2 separate regions of the Homo sapiens genome follow, and region 2 is linked to region 1. The links are chromatin contacts, found by Hi-C in ENCODE. All regions are on one chromosome and are shown on one strand. Each heading gives the region's core, a stretch centred on a gene start or an enhancer-like site at or near the end of the contact. The rest is flanking DNA. Distances are from core to core; before and after follow the strand shown. Region 1 holds the start of STX18-IT1 (STX18 intronic transcript 1). Region 2 overlaps STK32B (serine/threonine kinase 32B).

Evidence for each region. Hi-C counts contacts between places; a loop is a spot of excess contacts on that map. Pooled maps may share reads with other maps.
Region 2: a loop to region 1 is called in a map with no recorded cell type, with 12 times the contacts of the local background. The contact joins the enhancer-like site here to the promoter of STX18-IT1 in region 1. A Hi-C loop is called at or near these places in 1 of 168 maps with a recorded cell type or tissue (PC-9), 2 of 37 single-sample maps with no recorded cell type and 6 of 50 pooled maps.

What each region holds. Positions count from the first base shown.
Region 1 is chr4:4,479,792-4,483,681 of GRCh38, forward strand. It overlaps STX18-IT1 (STX18 intronic transcript 1), which reads right to left and starts at 1,909. Exons shown (of 4, transcript NR_126434.1): 1 at 1,814-1,909. The region is part of intron 1 of STX18 (syntaxin 18); the gene reads right to left.
Region 2 is chr4:5,380,290-5,384,179 of GRCh38, forward strand. All of the region lies in intron 4 of STK32B (serine/threonine kinase 32B), which reads left to right. Among named protein-coding and RNA genes, the nearest start is that of LINC01587, 140 kb to the right of the region's middle. Within about 2 kb of position 1,807, at least 2 of the 41 ENCODE cell types and tissues checked have a DNase peak (open chromatin) inside an H3K27ac peak, as active enhancers do.

The DNA.
Region 1 (3,890 bases), core at 659-3,158:
GAAAAAAAGACTCTCTTACATTATCTGCTCTTATACACATAAAGGTTTTACTAGGAAACACCAAACAAAACAACACAGCATCCCAATAGGCAAACAGGTCTCCTGTGAGAGCTGGTCCTATCAGTGGATCTACACAGTTGACATGGACTCAACACCAGGAACTACTAACATGGATGAAAGTCCCATAAGCATATTACCTAGTGGGGAAAAACTGAGACAAAACAGAGGTTGCCCAAAGCATGTATGGTGTGACCCATATGCGTGAAACATAGGAAATGCACACCTAGAGCTGTATACATACATAGAGGGGAATCTAAAAGACTGCTCGGCAAGGTATCAATGATTGTAGGTGGTAAGATTTGGAGACTGCTTTCTTCTTCATACTTTTTGCACTTTAAAATTTTTCTACAGTTACTACGTAAAATCCTTATAATCAGATAAAACATGTTATTAAACAATCAAAAAGGGTGAATCTTCCCACATACTTCCTTGACTAAAACTGTACATTACCTTCCCCTTTAACCCAGGATAAGCCCACATCCTCATGCCCAAGGCCCGCCAGTGCCCTACGCTCTGCTGCTGTCTCCAGACGCAAAGCCCTCCCTGCTTCCCAATCCTGTCTTCTGACTCACTCCTATGCGTGAGGCTCTGCTCAGGTGTCACACCTCCTAAAGGCTTCCCTGCTAACTCGAGGCCAGGTTAAGGATCCATCTTGCAAATACATCCCTTGCAGAGATGTCACCATCTTCTGAGTTTTGAATTGTTTTCATGTCTCCCTGACATAAGCTGCTGAGGCGTCTGCCTAGCCCAAAGTGGCTCCTCAATAACTATTTAATGCTCCACATGGGATTTTCTTTTTTTAAAAAACTTTTTGAATTGATTTTCTATCCCCTTCAAGAATCAGTAATAGGGTACAATAAACTCCAAACATACTAAGGCAGCCACATACTTCCCATTATCCACTAGATGGCAACACAAGTATTAGAGCAGCAGTAATAACAGGACCTCTCAAAAACAGCAGTTTTTTCCCAAGGACTTTAAAAATTTCTCTGATTCTTTTGATCTGGAATCAAAGGATTAATAAAGGTTCACCATTCTGTGCAGGAGGAAGCTGAAATGAGATTGTTTTTAAGCATACATATGCACTACAGATGAGTTGAGTCCAGGAATATTCTGAAACACTGCACTCTAGGCAGATTCCACACAAAGGGAGCTCTGGGAGCATGGCTGCCAGCTGCCATCCCAGGCGGCAGGCCCAGCTTTGTTTTTATGTGTCACCCACAGAACAGCCTTGCTAGCTGTTCCTTCGTGGGTGTTTTGTGAATTACCCAAAGCACGATATACTGTACAACAAAAACCCTGGTACAAAATGATGGGATTCTTCTCAAAGAGCGACCGCATTCTGACTGTGGGGAGAGTTCAAAGCAGTCGGCAAGTGTCCTTTGCTGATCACAGCAGTGGTTTGACTTGCAAACCCCCTCACCCTTCCCAGGATGATAGAAATTCTGTTCTGCTGGCACTCACAACACTTCCAACAAAGACCTGATTGATTATGGAACACTAAGTACTGATTTGCATAATTTGCCTCTGCAAGAAACAAGCATTGTTCAAGATTAAAGAGACTCCAGTAGGTCCCTCTGGCATATTGTAAAAAGGTCCCTGTAACACAAAATCATTATTTTTTTTTCATTCAATCAGTGGACACAGCTTGCTGTTCAGTTAGTATGCAGCCAAAGGCACAGCCAGAAAAACCACTGCTGTATGTTTGCCAACTACTGACAAGTTAAAGTGATTTTTCACAAGGATCATGTACCCAAGTTTAATTTGGAGCCCACTGACTAAATTCCGAGTCTAACTCCTTTCACTCTTAATTGAAAAATGCATCAATAGCAATTACTAAGTCAGAGCTAAAAGTTCAGAACTAACACACCTCTGGAGCATGTTGACCTGCTGATGTCACAGTGGGGACTGTCTGAGTCCTATCCCTGTGCAAAAGAAGCTCCCCAGTGACCAATCACCCACAAAAGAGGCTAGCACAGCCACAGACATTCCACTGTGCTCAGGACCACAGCAGCGAGTTTGTTGAGGGAATACATAAAGGAACTGTTCCTTTCTCGCTTTCTTCTTTTCTTTCAGCAGTTGTTGAGTAAGCAACTCCTGTCACTTTCCCCCAATTCCTACTGAGGGGGACACTCTTCACCAGGCCTCACCAAACTCGGATGGCTCTCCTCCCTGCTCCTGCCTCCTCCTTCCTTGTCCCCTCCTGAAGCACTAGCCTCCCTCGGGTTCCAGAACACCACTGTCTCTAGGTTCTTTTCTAAAACCTATAACTCCTTTTCTTCACCTTCATTCATTCCCTCTCTGCCTTTGTTAATCTCTGAAACTTCTTGTAAGTTCAGCCCTTGGCTCTTTCTTTACATGTTCTTGCTAAGCTCACTCATTCCAATCCATAGCTTTATTTACTGTCTACATGAATTGTCCACCCAGCCGCTGCCTCCCTCCTGTGTTCAAGCTGAGTGTATCCAAATGCTTTTTAGATACTGCCACTGTGTGTCCCACTGACGCCTCAAAAGCAATATGTCCCAACGGTATCCTCATGCAGCCACTCACACCCTCTGGCTTACTCCTAGTCCCTCCTGTTCTGACGGCCCCAAAGAGAAAGTCTTCATCCTTTCTAGATTCCAAGTTAGAACACCTTGGCCATTTTACACTCTTCTCTCTTTTTCACCCTACAAATGAAATTGGTCAGTCAGTCCCATCCACTCACCTTGTTAAACACTGGCTAAAGGAGCCAGCTCCATCTACCAGCTTCTGTTCCTGCACTTCCTGCAACCACCTGCGTGCCAGACCACAGAGCCTTTCCTTAAGCAAGCCTCCTCTTCTCTGCCCTGCACTCTGGCACCTGCTTCTCTCTGCCCAGAATGTCTTCATTCCCATCACTCAACTTCTACTCAAAATTGCAGGCCCAAGGAGGCTTTAAAATATAGTATTCTGGGTTCACTTTCCACCTTCCTTGAGGCAAGCTGTAAGTGATAAATGTTAGCTGAATATATCAAGTTCTTTATTCCATCAGTCTGGAAATCTTACCAGAAAAAATAAATAAGGCCATCTTAACCTAGGAAAAGTATAATCAATAGCTAAATAACCTATTGCTAAGAACCAATACTAATCTTACGGGACTGCGGCTTCCAGAATTCAGCATATGTCTTTTTAGAGACAGAAGGAGAGAAAACATGTGCACAAAAGAGGAGACTGACTTTTCTAGATCCAACCTTCTTACTGCAGAGAGTCTCAAGTAACAGACAATGAGGCTGGTTAACAGGGGGGCATGGGTGGTTAACACTAGGTAGGTGGATTTAGCAGTCTAATTTCTCATATTAGCAACTAACTTTCTAACAACCTGGAACGTATAGCTTCCTTTCTAATATTAAGCCCCTATCATCTTTAAAGAAACCCAGAAATTAAAAAAAACAAAAACCTAGAATCTTAGTGTTGATGACACAAAGAACTCATGATTTAATTTCAAAAGTTGAGTGGCACCTTATAATGCTTAAGATTCCCATTAAACTCAATGCAACTTCCATTTTAAAAGACTTCTAGGACTCTTACACCCATAGAAAAAAACAAATGTTTATTATGCACTCAACTCTTCCTCCTCACTCCTTCCAGCCCCAACTTACTAACTTCAATCTAATTAAACATCTTCATTCCCATTCTTCTAGTTCCCCAAACTACAATTATTTGGCATTACTGAACACATTCCCACTATTTCTGAAGCTCTGTCCACTCCCGGTTTACCTGACCTTACTATTTGCCTAGAACAGGCTAGATGACACACAGAGCAGTGACTACCTCCCTGCTTGGATGGTTAAGACTAGCAAGGATCTAGA
Region 2 (3,890 bases), core at 557-3,056, 900 kb after region 1:
ATCCAGGCCCTCGCTTCCCTCCCAGCCCTCCTCCCGAATCTCTCCAACGCTACCCAAGAGAATGCAAAAGGCCAGGCTTCTGCATTTAAAATTATACTATGAAATAGAAGAGCATTACTCTGAAGAGGTACAGGAATTTTCCTGATGCTATGTCTAATTTTGTGAACAGATATTTTGTTCACAGGACAAGAATCCTGTCCAAGCACCACACTAATGGGACCTTGAGCCAGCAACTTCTTGCTAAGCCCCTGATGGTGTGCAAAGCAGGAAGTGCAAGTCCCACCCCATAGGAGCAGCTGGGACTGAGTACCCATGACACGCAGATGCCTTTACCAGGGTGGCTGGTGGCACAAGGCCCCACATGAAGGAGGGTCCGTGTTTGATTTAATGCCCGGTACTTGCCATCGTGAAATCCTTAAAGCTTTGAACAAAGGGCCCTGCATTTTCTTTTTGCACTGGACTCCACCCATTTTGTAGCTGACACTGCTGTTACCTACAATCATGCAGTCCTTACAACAGCCTACAAGTAGAGCTTAGATCTTCATGGTGTGGTAAAGAAATTGAGACTCAGAGGAGGGAAGGCGCCTGTTCAAGGTCCTGCAGCTCATCATAGTTGTCAGTGCCAACGTCATCATTATCCTCTCCAGCAGCCCACCCGTCCTCCCAACTCTCTGGCCCACCGCCTGGGAAGCAATTTGCAGAGCAGTTACACAGTGTAAATGACCACGCTGATCATTTGTTTTCCTCCCATTCCTTGTCTTTCCCTACTGGAATGTAATCTCCATGCAAGTAAGAACTTGCCTGAGTTTCGTCCACTGTATTTTAAGTAGACAGTAGTGCCTGGCACACAGTAAGCTGTGAAAATGTGATAGAATGAATGGAAATAGATGATTTCCCAAGACTCCCTGGTTAGGAACTGTGCTGTGACCTTGGGTCCTTTATCTTCATTATTCTTTAGTTCTACACCTCAAGGAAGAACTGCTGTCCCTGTTTGATGGATGAGGAAGCTAGACTTAGAGCATTTAAGTCTCCAGGTCAGATTGTTAATAAGAGACAGAGCCAGGCTTAGAAACCAGGTCTCTCTGATGCTGTTGGAGGGAGCATTTTCTCATGGTATCTTCAGCTGAGCACCAACCAAGACAGCAGCTGCCCTCTCATCTGCAGCACTAACACAGTAACAATCCCCACAGCCCCAAGGGGCTTTCGATTGAATGAGATCATGCCCGTGCAGTAGCCAGTTCAGTGTGGCATGGAAAATGTGGTCAGCACATGCTAGGGGCTGGCCATCTTTGTCCCTCCACCATCCTATATGGGACTCTGTTTACTTCTTGCCTTCGCTACCCAGAGGTGTGGATTCAGGAAATAGCACATGGATTATTTGTAATACATTTCTTTTTCTGAAAGTGGCTCTGCCATATCTGCCCCCACCTTGCTCCCACCCTGTGTCCTTGGGGCCCTGTAAAGATGGTAATGGGTTCTGGAAGCAGCTGTCTGGGTTTTTAATCCTGGCTCTTCCATCACTTACTAGTTGAGTGTGGTAGTCAAGATTCTCCAGAGAAACAGAACCAACAGGATGTGTGCGTATGAAGGAGGGAGGGAAGGAAGGAGGGAAAGAGATTTATTTTAAGAAATTGGCTTATGCGATCATGGAGGTATAAGTTCAAAATCTGCAGACAGGCCAGCCAGCAGGAGACTCAGGAAAGAGCTGATGTTGCAGTTCAAATCCAAAGGCCATCTGCTGGCACGATTCCCCCTTGCTTGCGAGAGGCCAGTTTCTGTTCTGTTAAGGCCTCTGACTGGTTGGATGAGCCTGCCTGCATTATGGAGGGCAATGCGCTTTACTCAAAGTCAACTGACTTAAATGTTAATCTTACCCAAAAATACTCCCACTGAAACATGCAGAAGAATGTTTGCACAAATATCTGGGTACTGTGGCCCTGTCAACGTTAACTCATAAAGTTAACCATCCCGCTGGTGACCCTGGGAAAGTCACTCAAATTCCTTGAGCATAAGACTCCTTAGCTATAAAATAAACAAAATGAGTCAGCATATCCTACACCACAGAAAACTGCTATGAGAATCAAATGAAATAATACATGTAAAGTGCTGTGAACGGTGCCGGATAATACAGCCACAATGTCGCCTTGGGGTCATCTGCATTCCTCCAAGGGCAATTGGCTCCTTCCCTCTCATCTGTGTCCTCCTTCCCCTTGGGTGGCAGGAATGCAGGGAGATGTGAAAAGGTCCCCTGGTCCCTCTCTGTGGTCAGGGGTCCCGCTCTGTGGTCTTCCTAAAGAGCAAAATTCCCAAGAGTTCTCAGTAAAAAGACCCCAGCTTTTATTCCCAGTCTCAGTTTTACTGCTTTCTGTAAGACTCTGTCTGGTATTTCTCTTCTCCCGAGCAAGGTTTTCTTATTTGGAAATTGATCATGTTTAAATGTTTGATGTATTCATTAAGCTTTCACCATATGCCAAGCCTGGACTCATTCTTTTTTATGCAACATTGCATTTAATTCTCACAACAGCCGTTACAGACAGACATGATTAGCTCACTTTACAGATGAGGAAACTGAGGCTCAGAGAGGTCAGGAACCTGGGGCTATTGCTTCATACAGAGTTAAGGTCCCTTCCAGTGTCAACAGCCAGGGCTCTCTGACTCTTATGCGTTTTGGCAGCATGTCCCCTTGGAGGATACTCACAGAGAGATTGGGCCCTAAAAATAGCAATTCTTAAAATATTAATTCACCGGAAAGGTCTCCACGTCGACTCTGCTTTCAAACCAGGGCTCCCACATTTCTAGTAAAATCAGGAAAGAGAAATCTCTGGTTTTGTGGGGCCACCCTGGGCCCTGCAGTCAGCCGTGGGTAGGTGAGTGTGGGTGTCCGGGCCTGGAGGGTGCGTATTTTTCAGCTGATCTGTGCCCACCGCGCCAGCTTGTCTGACTCCCACATACGTATTCATGCTGTGCCTCAAGAGGTGATGCTCCTGCCCTCCCCTGTCACACGAGGCAAACTGAACATGCCTGGCTCCTGGTTCCACCTACCCCTGGGACTCAACAGCTGTGACAGTCATCCCAACCGGCTCCCAGAGGAATCCGAGCTGACCACTGGAGCTTCATGTTTTAATGAGGCTATGCCTATGTGCCAGAGGTTGGCGACTAAGAATTCCAAACAAAATCCTCCCCTGAACGAGCCCAGGACTCGTAGCATCCCATTGTGAGCCAGCTCAGATGATCTTTCTTGCCCAGAAGCAGAGCAGGCCTCTCAATCCTCAGGAGGCATTGGAACTGCACAGGGGCTTATGGGAAATGGAGGTACCCAGCCCTGCCACAGAGGTGGAGGCTGTGACCAGCCTGGGGTGCTGCACTGGTAATAGGGACCCTTGTTTCTGAAACCACTAGGCAGTGGACTCACCCTGAAAAGACAGGTGATGAGGCATCAGCAGGGGCAGGGCCATCCTGAGTCCTGGACCTCTGGGGCTGTGTCTGATTCATCCATTCAACTATCCACGCAGCTCTTTACTGAATGTTTTTGTGTCAGACTCTGTTGTAAGTCCTTGTGATACAGCAGTGGGGGGATAAAGTCTCTGCTGTCATAGTTTTATATCCTAATGGGGAGAGAGACACAACACGTGGATACAGTGTCAGGCATGATAAGGGCATGGAGAGAAATGAAGGAGGGGAGGTGATAGGGAGCGCTGGGGAGCTGGGCGATCATCACAGGGAGAGAGGGAGGGGTCCTGTGCACATCTAGGGAATGGGCCTTCCAGGCCAGGTAACAGCAAGGCAGAGGCCATAGCGGGGGACAATGCTTGGCTCAGCAGACCAGTGCAGCCAGACGAAGTGAGTGGAAGGAGGATGGAGGGGGTAGGCCCAGCTCATCAGGGCCCTGG